Linked DNA regions of Homo sapiens: region 2 is linked to region 1. Evidence: chromatin contacts called from ENCODE Hi-C or POLR2A ChIA-PET data. All regions are on one chromosome and are shown on one strand. The core of a region is the stretch at or near the end of the contact, and the rest is flanking DNA. Distances in the headings are between cores, read along the strand shown.

Region 1 (4,027 bases), core at 404-2,903:
AGCCTGCCTGTGCCACTTCCTGAGCCTCCAAATCACACAGAATGTAAGACAGACAAAAATGTCATCAGAGTACAAGAGCAAAGCAAGCTGCTTTACTGGGTACCTACTAGACACAAGACATGGTTTTTCACATTAAATCATTTAATTCTCACAATAGCCACCAGCTAGGTATTATCAGCACTCTGTTAATAGAAAAGAGGGCAGTGGCTCAAGCCTGTGATCCCAGCACTTTGGGAGGCCTAGGTGGGTTGATCACTTGAGCTCAGGAGTTGGAGACCAGCCTGAGCAACAAAGTGAAACCCCATCTCTAAAAAAATTTTTAAATTACCCAGGTGTGGCGGTACACATCTGTAGTCCCAGCTACTCAGGAGGCTGAGGTAGGAGGATGGCTTGAGCCCAGGAGGTGGAGGTTGCAGTGAGCCAAGTTATCATGACTGCACTCCAGCCTGGGTGATAGAGCCAGACCCTGTCTCAAAAAAATAAATTAATTAAGTTAAATTAAATTAATGCAGAAGTTGAGGGACAATCAAACAATTTGTCCAACATCTCATCACTAGAAAGTATCAGAGCCCAAATTCTAGCTCCAACCCTGACTCTAAAACCTGCAGCCTTTGTATGCGGACATACTGTGTTCCAGTGCAGAATAGAATGCCAAGTCACAAGCAAAGAGAAAAGGACATACCAGAAAACATTGTCAGCCCAAGAATATAACCAGAGAAGACAAAGAAAGAGTTACAAACATTCAGGAAACATGAGATCGGCATTACATTATGATCCCATAAACACGGTTCACATATGCAAGTTACATATAAAGCACACCCTCAGTCCCAAAGCCCTACCCCATAAGTTGCCTTGATTGGATTTCGTAAGACTACTAAGGCAGTGTCGCTCGAATCTGGTCCATGGACTGATGCTAGTCTGCGAACTACGCGTTTCCAGTTCACAATAATAAACACAGAATTGAAAGCAACATGTTAGAAACCTCTCTAGTGTTTTAACAGTGCAATAACATTCAAGCATGTGACTAGCAGACTTGTCTTCTGGAATGGGGTCTAGACTAGTTTGGGTGCTGTTGAACTCAGGTTGCATATGGCCCAAGCTGCATGCTTGTACTGGTTCATCACGGATTGAAAAATAAAAAATTAAAATAAATAGGCCGGGTGTGGTGGCTCAAGCTTGTAATCCCAGCACTTTGGGAGACCCAGGCAGGTGGATCACTTTAGGTCAGCAGTTCAAGACGAGCCTGGTCAACATGGTGAAACCCCGTCTCTACTAAAAATACAAAAATTAGCTAGGTGTGGTGGCGTGCACCTATAGTCCCAGCTACTCGGGAGGCTGAGGGAGGAGAATCACTTGAACCTGGGAGGTGGAGGTTGCAGTGAGCCAAGATCACATCACTGTACTCCAGCCTGGGTGACAGAGCAAGACCCTGTCTCAAAAAAAAAAAAAAAAAAAAAAAAAAAAAAAGATAAATAAATGAATTAAAAAAAAAAAATCCCTGGTGGTTCCCCAGAGAAAGTTGGAAAAGCACCACCCTAGAATTCAGCTGGGTAAATATAATTACCCTCATTTACAAGTAAAGAAAATGAGATTCAAGGAGACTGAGTCACTTTTCCAAGGTCAACACCCCTGGGAAGAGGCAGGACAGGAAAACACTCTAGTTCAATGACAAATGAGAACTATGAAATCTCCCAGCTCCTGATAACAGAAAGTGCTGGCAAGAGGGGCCTGTAAAAAGGTGGAGGCTTGTTTAAAAAAAAAAAAAAAAAAAGCATTTCCCTCAGCTTTGCCATTGCCAAAAGTTCAGCCAAGATAAAATGCCTCTGATGAGAACTACCTATAAAGTGAGGCCAGGAATAAAAGGGAAATGGATGGGCTCATTCCTGGCAAAGCCCTGTCTTGTGCATCCTGATTTACTAGTGTTACTTGTAGAACTGACTTGTTGTTACTACAATTTCACCATAAATTACGAAGACGAAGGTGTCTTCTCAAAGCCCTTCCAGTCTGGCTCCAGATTTTACCAGCCCCATCACTGACTCTAGGCCCAGCCAAACTGAACCTCCCACCCTCTCAGAGCTAACGTTGGTTATTTTAGAATGTTCCACTATCACCTCTCTCTTCTTCTTACTCAACTAGAAAAGCCCTGCTCTCCATGAAAACATTTTTGGAATATTGTTATAGCTAAGACCCTGGGTTTCAAGAACCAAGGCTCATTTAAGCTCATTTTTAAAGGACGGGGAATGTATGTGGGGCTGTTCAGTGGTCTCATGCAGACATTCCAGGACAGGAAGGGCCACAGTGGGGACTGAGAAACATTGTCACCCCCGGCAGCTCCTAATGTTTTTTCTGTTTCTGAAGTCACTGGACTCTCTAGCCCTCGCTACATCTCTGCTTTCTCCCTAGGCGTCTCCTGTTTCCTTGTTGCTTTAGTGTCCCTACACCTTCACTGGTAGACAATCATTGTGGCTTCCCAATTCTACCTTGCATATTTGCAAATGCAGCACCAGCACCAACTAGATCCATCCCTCTCTTCCCAAGTCTAACTTCCCGAAGAAGGAATCTGATTGGCTGAGCTCAACTTTTCAAGTCAGGCCACTAATCAATGATCTCCAGCCTATCTAAGAATTAGCTTACTTGGGGCCTGAGGTCAATCTCTGGTCTCAACAGCTATTGTCAGGAAAGGCCAGGTATGTGACATGGAGAATGTCTGCTTAAATGCAGGAGACTGGAAGCAGGTGGGTCTAGACCACTGATATGGTCTTTAAAGGAATTAAAGAGAAATTAATAAACTCCTATTTTTGCTTCAGTTCCCAACTCTCGTGACACTTTCTCTAGGAGGTCTTCCATGATTTCTTCAGGTTAGTTTTTGTTTTTGTTTTCTTTTTTTGAGACAGAGTCTTGCTCTGTCACCCAGGCTGGAGTACAGTGGCACAATCTTGGCTCACTGCAACCTCTGCCTCCCGGGTTCCAGCAATTCTCCTGCCTCAGCCTTCCAAGTAGCTGGAACTACAGACAGGCACCACCATGGCCAGCTAATTTTTTTGTATTTTTAGTAGAGATGGGGTTTCGCCATGTTGGCCAGGCTGGTCTCAAACTCCTGACCTCAAGTGATCCACCTGCCTCGGCCTCCTAAAGTGCTGGTATCACAGATGTGAGCCACTGTGCCTGGCCTATCTTCAGGTTGATTTTTGTTCCTTATGTTCTTGCAACACAGTGTAAGTCCCTCTCTAGGAGCTCTCATCATGTTAATTAGAAACTGCTTGCTTGCATCTCTTCTTTCCCCACTAGATTATGAGGGCTTTGAAGATCTGGACCACACCACGACCACCTTTGAATCCACAGCATGGAGCTTGGTGTTGAACATAGAAGGAGAACAGGAAATGAGCATGGAATGAATGACTGAATTTACAACCGGATAAGTCAGCACCTGAATAAAAGGCTGACGAGTGAATTATGCTGAAACAAATGTAGGTCCCTCTGCATCCACTCCAGATCAACTAAGGAGAATGACAGGGGTAGAGTGGGTGGGAGGGAAGGGGCAATGGAAAGGTAGGAAGATTCTTTACAAGAACAAGTAAAGTGAAAGAAAAATCACCCCAAAAGGAAGAGACAAAGAAGTAGTTGAACTTCTTTGTGGCAGCATCTTTTACTTCCAGATGTTTCTTTAGGTATTTCTGCATTCCTTGGTCTAGCAGGGGAATGAAAGATTAAAGCTTGGATTCATCTTCCACAACTGTAAAATGGAGATAGGTCCAGCTGCTTGGCTGGGTGACTGGGAGAATAAAAAATGAGATAATAGATGAAAAGTACCCAGCAGAGCACCTGGGGGCAGGTAAAAAAGGCTCATACACTGTGGGTCACAGTGGAGAGTTTCAGAAATGCCCAGAACCTACCAAGCAACCTCTCAATGGCAGGAGGAAGTATGTCCTGGGACTTTCACAGGGAAGCACTGAATCTTTATTAAATTACCCTTCCCCCTGGGGTTTAGAGCAAGAGGCAGCAGGGCTGTTCCTGCCTCACTGATGGC
Region 2 (4,027 bases), core at 621-3,120, 37 kb before region 1:
ATTACTACAGCTTAGGAGTGTCAAGCATTGAGGGGAACTAAATCACCACAAGATTTATGAGTGTGCAGGGGAGGGAGGAGGGTTCAGGTTGGGGGACATTGTTCTCACCATAAGCAGCAGTGAAGGAAACCAAGTCTTTGGAACCAGTCATATTCCTCCAAGGTTGTACAAACTCAGCCTTGATATGACCTTTTCTGGGGTCTCAGGAAGAAAGAAAAAAAAAAAAAGTGCCTTCATGGTAAAGAGGTATCAGACCAATTAATAAGGCAGATTTGAAAGCTTCTGAAATGCACCTGAGCAAGAAGTCAGGTGTTGAGTTCACCTGCTCTACAGACAAGAAAAATGCTTTTTCGGTTCCTATTTAGATAAAGCTGGACATAAATCATTCTTTGAAAAGCTGTCTTGGGTGCCTTTCTTGGTGGGGGCTTAAGCCCTTTCCAAACATTGCCTCATTAATCCTGGCAGACACGAAGAGAAAAAGGCTTGACAGACATCACTTTTGATGTCACTGAACAGATGTCACTGAGTAACTGGCCTCCAACTTTAAGACACACGCAAGTTCCTGCTGGATGTGGTACAAGATCCTCCCTGCTCACTGGCTGTTAGCTACCCTGCCCTGTGGCCTGGAGGAGGGAGGGTGTGTGTGTGTGTGTGTGTGTGTGTGTATACACATACGTGTAAGTACTTTTAGTCTTAATTATACTATGAACAGAAAATGGGGCAACAGCCACTAGTGTTACTAGCTGGGTGGCTGGGATATATTTTACCAGGAAATCTATATTCTCTTCTGAAACGGCCAGATTTTTGCAAGCATTTTCCCCATCTCAGGGTGGGTGGGCTGTTGTCCTTGGTAAATGCTTTTTGTTTATTTCCAGCCCTTCCAACATGTTGGCGAATTATTGCAATATGAACTTCTAATCCGAAAAGGGGGGTGAGGAAGGGCACTGAGAAGAAGAGAAAGTTATAACAAACTCAAGCGACTGACACCCCAGTTTTACTTGTCCCTTTGGACTTGTTTAGGAGTTGGGTCCTGTTTGGTGTTTCAAAGGAGGGAAAAGATATAAAAGTACAAGGTGCCTTAGAAATGGAAATCTTCTGATGTGGCCTCTTCTTTTCTTTTTAATAAAGAAGGTTAAAGAAAAAAACGAAGAGAGAGAAGACAGGGAGAAGACAGAGAGACAGTGACAGCCAGAGAAACAGAAAGAGAAAAAGTTGGGGGTGGGGGGGGGGGCGCAAGAGGGAGAAGAGGAAAGACAGGAAAAGAAAAGGAAAAGAAAAAGAGGAAAGAAAGAAGAAAAGAAACAAAAAGAAGAGAGAGAAAGGAAAGAAAGAGAAAGAGAGAAAGAGAGAAAGCGAGAAAGCGAGGAAGAGAGGAGAGGGCGAGTGCCCCGAGGGAGTCGGGCAAAAGCGAAATCCCGGCTTCCTACCCGGGACAGCGGGAGAGCCGAGTTTTCCGCAGCGGCCGCGGGCTCGGAGCTTTTAAGGGTTTCTAATCCTGGAAGGCTGTCTGACATCACCCCGTTTCTTGTCGGCTGATGTTTCGTACAAGCCTCTCATTTCCTCAGTGTTTTCAGAGCCACCAATTACTGCAACAGTCTCGTGTTTATGTTTGCGCGCGCTCTCCTGCCTCGCTGGCCCTCCGCCTGGGAGGCTGCGCTTCCCTCCGACGCGCGGAGCCCAGAGGGGGTGGGTCGGGGGAGCGGGGAGGGGGGAATCTGGATCAGGCATTGAAGAAAAAGGGAGGGGTCCCCCTTAATTTTTTTTCATTGACTTCAGCACCATGTGATCAGGAAGTCTGGCCTCCCTCCATTTCCCCTCCCGACTAAAGGGAAACATTGTGTAGCAGCCGCCTGGGCCACCGGTGGGATGGCCTTCGCTGCCTGACGTAGGGAGATAAAAATAACCGGCATATTTAAGGCAGGATCAGGAATCCCGGCGCTCACACGCGGCCTGGTCAGTTCCCGAGGCCGCCCGGCAGGCAGCGCAGCCTGCGGGGAGGCCCCGCGCTCGACTGTGCGCGCCCCACCGCAGGCAGTGCTAGGGCGTACGACCGGACCCCGACCCTGACCCCGACCTTGACCTCGGGACCCAGGCCGACTCAGGCCTGGCTGAGCCTCCCAGATTCCCCAGGGAGGCCGAGCAAGACCGGCCCGAGGCAGTCTGGCTCAGGCTCGCTGGGCTGGGGCTGGGCCTGGGTTCTCTGTCCGGCCTCCCGGGAGACGAGAAGGAAGGATGCCGTGGCAAAGGGAGGGTAGTGCGAAGTTTGATGCCGAGGGGGGTTACAGAGCCTCTGTCTCAAGAGAAGGCGCACAAGGTGCCACCAAAAAAGCCACTTGTTTCTAGCCAGGCCCCCAACTCAGACCCACCACTGTGTGCACAAACTCTCAAATCAAATCTGCCTTCTCTATCCCCACTTTGCCTTCCAACTGCACATTGCAAAGATTTGCAAACATGTGGCAGGGCTGGAAATAAACAAGAAGCATTTAGCAGGCAAAAGGCACTGATGTGTTTCCACATTCATGCTCTCCTTGAAACCTCAACCCACACTACACAGGAAGTTCTGTTATCCTTATCTTACACAATGGGAAACTGAGGCTCGGGGAGATGGAGCCACACATGGGCAATGCTTTCCCTACCACCTCAGTGGCCTCTCGAAACTGCATGACATTGGCACATTGCTTTATCATTCTGGAAACCCCCTACCCTCTCTTCTTCCTCCTCCCTAAATAAAATTATTACCAAGCAAAAACAATGATGGTGAGCTTTCACTGACCTATGAAATCTCAGGTTTGCCCTAGCCCTGGGGCACAAAGAAGTTTTCACATCCATTTAATAATGGGAAATCTCCCTGCCTTCTGATGTCTAAAGTAACAAGATGTTTCAAAATTCCTGGCAGCTTTTCACCTAAAAACCAGATGTGCTGATGAAAAATGAACAGACATTCACCGCTAATCCAGAGATAGCAAATACCTATTTATCTGGGTAGAAGAGGCAAAGAACTTCCATTTTGGGAGATTTGGGAATTTAACCATCTATGGGGATGGAGACCCCGGAGTCTGGCAAGATTTTTCTGAATCTAAGCACCCAGCACAATGCCTAAGACTGAAAATACTCAATCCATAATTGTTGGATTGAGTGAATGGGGGGTGGGGGTGGGTTGTGGAAGGTGATAAGCAGCACTTAAAAACACATTGGGATGAGGTATGCTGGTCATATCTTTAGTGATCATATAAGCATGATCTCATTTAGTCCTTATAACTACCCTAGTCTGCAGGTATCATTATCATCCCTGCCTTGTATGTAGGGAAACTGTAGTGCAGAGAAAAACTGCCCAAGGTAACACAGCTGGGTGCTGGAATTTGAACGCATGCAATCTGACTGCAGTAGCCAAGTTCTTCACCACTAGACTAAATCCAAAGAGTTGTGCCATGAGATGTCAGAGAAAGGGACCTGTTATTTACTAAGCACCTCTTTTGACTCAAGCTCCATGCTTACTACTGGAGAGGCGGGTCAGACACCACAGGATCCAGGCTCTCAAAGAGGTGACTCCGGAAGCAAGACTGGACTTCAGACTCCTTGAAAGCAGCCCTAGTTCTCATTCACCTCTATCTTGCCAAACATCAACTATCACAAATGTCTGTTGAATCGTTCCCCCTGAGAGAAACCTTCTTTGACCACCACCAACCGCAGCATTTTAGATCTCCTTCCTGTTTCCACATTAGATATGGCACATGCCTGCCTTAAAGCGCTTGTCACCCAGCATCTGAGCTTTTTACTTACCTGCCTGCTCTCCCACTGGTCTAGGAGCACCTTGAAGGCAAAAATGGTGTCTAGATCAGTATAGACTCCAGAGCATGGCGGCCACTCACTAAATGTTTGCTAAATTATGAATGAATGCATATGAGACCTTCACTAGCCTCCAGTACAATGTAGGCCTCCTATCACCACAAAACCCGGTTTTCTCTATCTCAGCACCCTCTTCTGTTGCCTCACAGAATTTGTCACAGTTTGTAATTTAATCTGTTTT

What was found. A loop is a pair of places that touch in the nucleus more often than their neighbours do. ChIA-PET counts read pairs that join two places held with the same protein, here RNA polymerase II (POLR2A). Pooled maps may share reads with other maps.
Region 2: a map of heart left ventricle shows a loop between it and region 1 (6-fold over the local background). The contact joins two enhancer-like sites. A Hi-C loop is called at or near these places in 8 of 168 maps with a recorded cell type or tissue (Caco-2, cardiac septum, endothelial cell of umbilical vein and 3 more) and 11 of 50 pooled maps. POLR2A ChIA-PET finds 5 or more read pairs at or near these places in 4 of 52 experiments (Panc1, WTC11, activated T-cell and 1 more).

The regions. Positions count from the first base shown.
Region 1 is chr9:107,598,122-107,602,148 of GRCh38, reverse strand. The region is part of intron 5 of LOC105376205 (a long non-coding RNA gene); the gene reads right to left. Among named protein-coding and RNA genes, the nearest start is that of KLF4, 110 kb to the right of the region's middle. Within about 2 kb of position 1,653, at least 4 of the 41 ENCODE cell types and tissues checked have a DNase peak (open chromatin) inside an H3K27ac peak, as active enhancers do; they include ovary, where a contact is called at or near this core.
Region 2 is chr9:107,635,639-107,639,665 of GRCh38, reverse strand. The region is part of intron 8 of LOC105376205 (a long non-coding RNA gene); the gene reads right to left. Among named protein-coding and RNA genes, the nearest start is that of KLF4, 150 kb to the right of the region's middle. RefSeq lists enhancers at 1,556-2,104, 2,105-2,653. Within about 2 kb of position 1,870, at least 30 of the 41 ENCODE cell types and tissues checked have a DNase peak (open chromatin) inside an H3K27ac peak, as active enhancers do; they include ovary, where a contact is called at or near this core.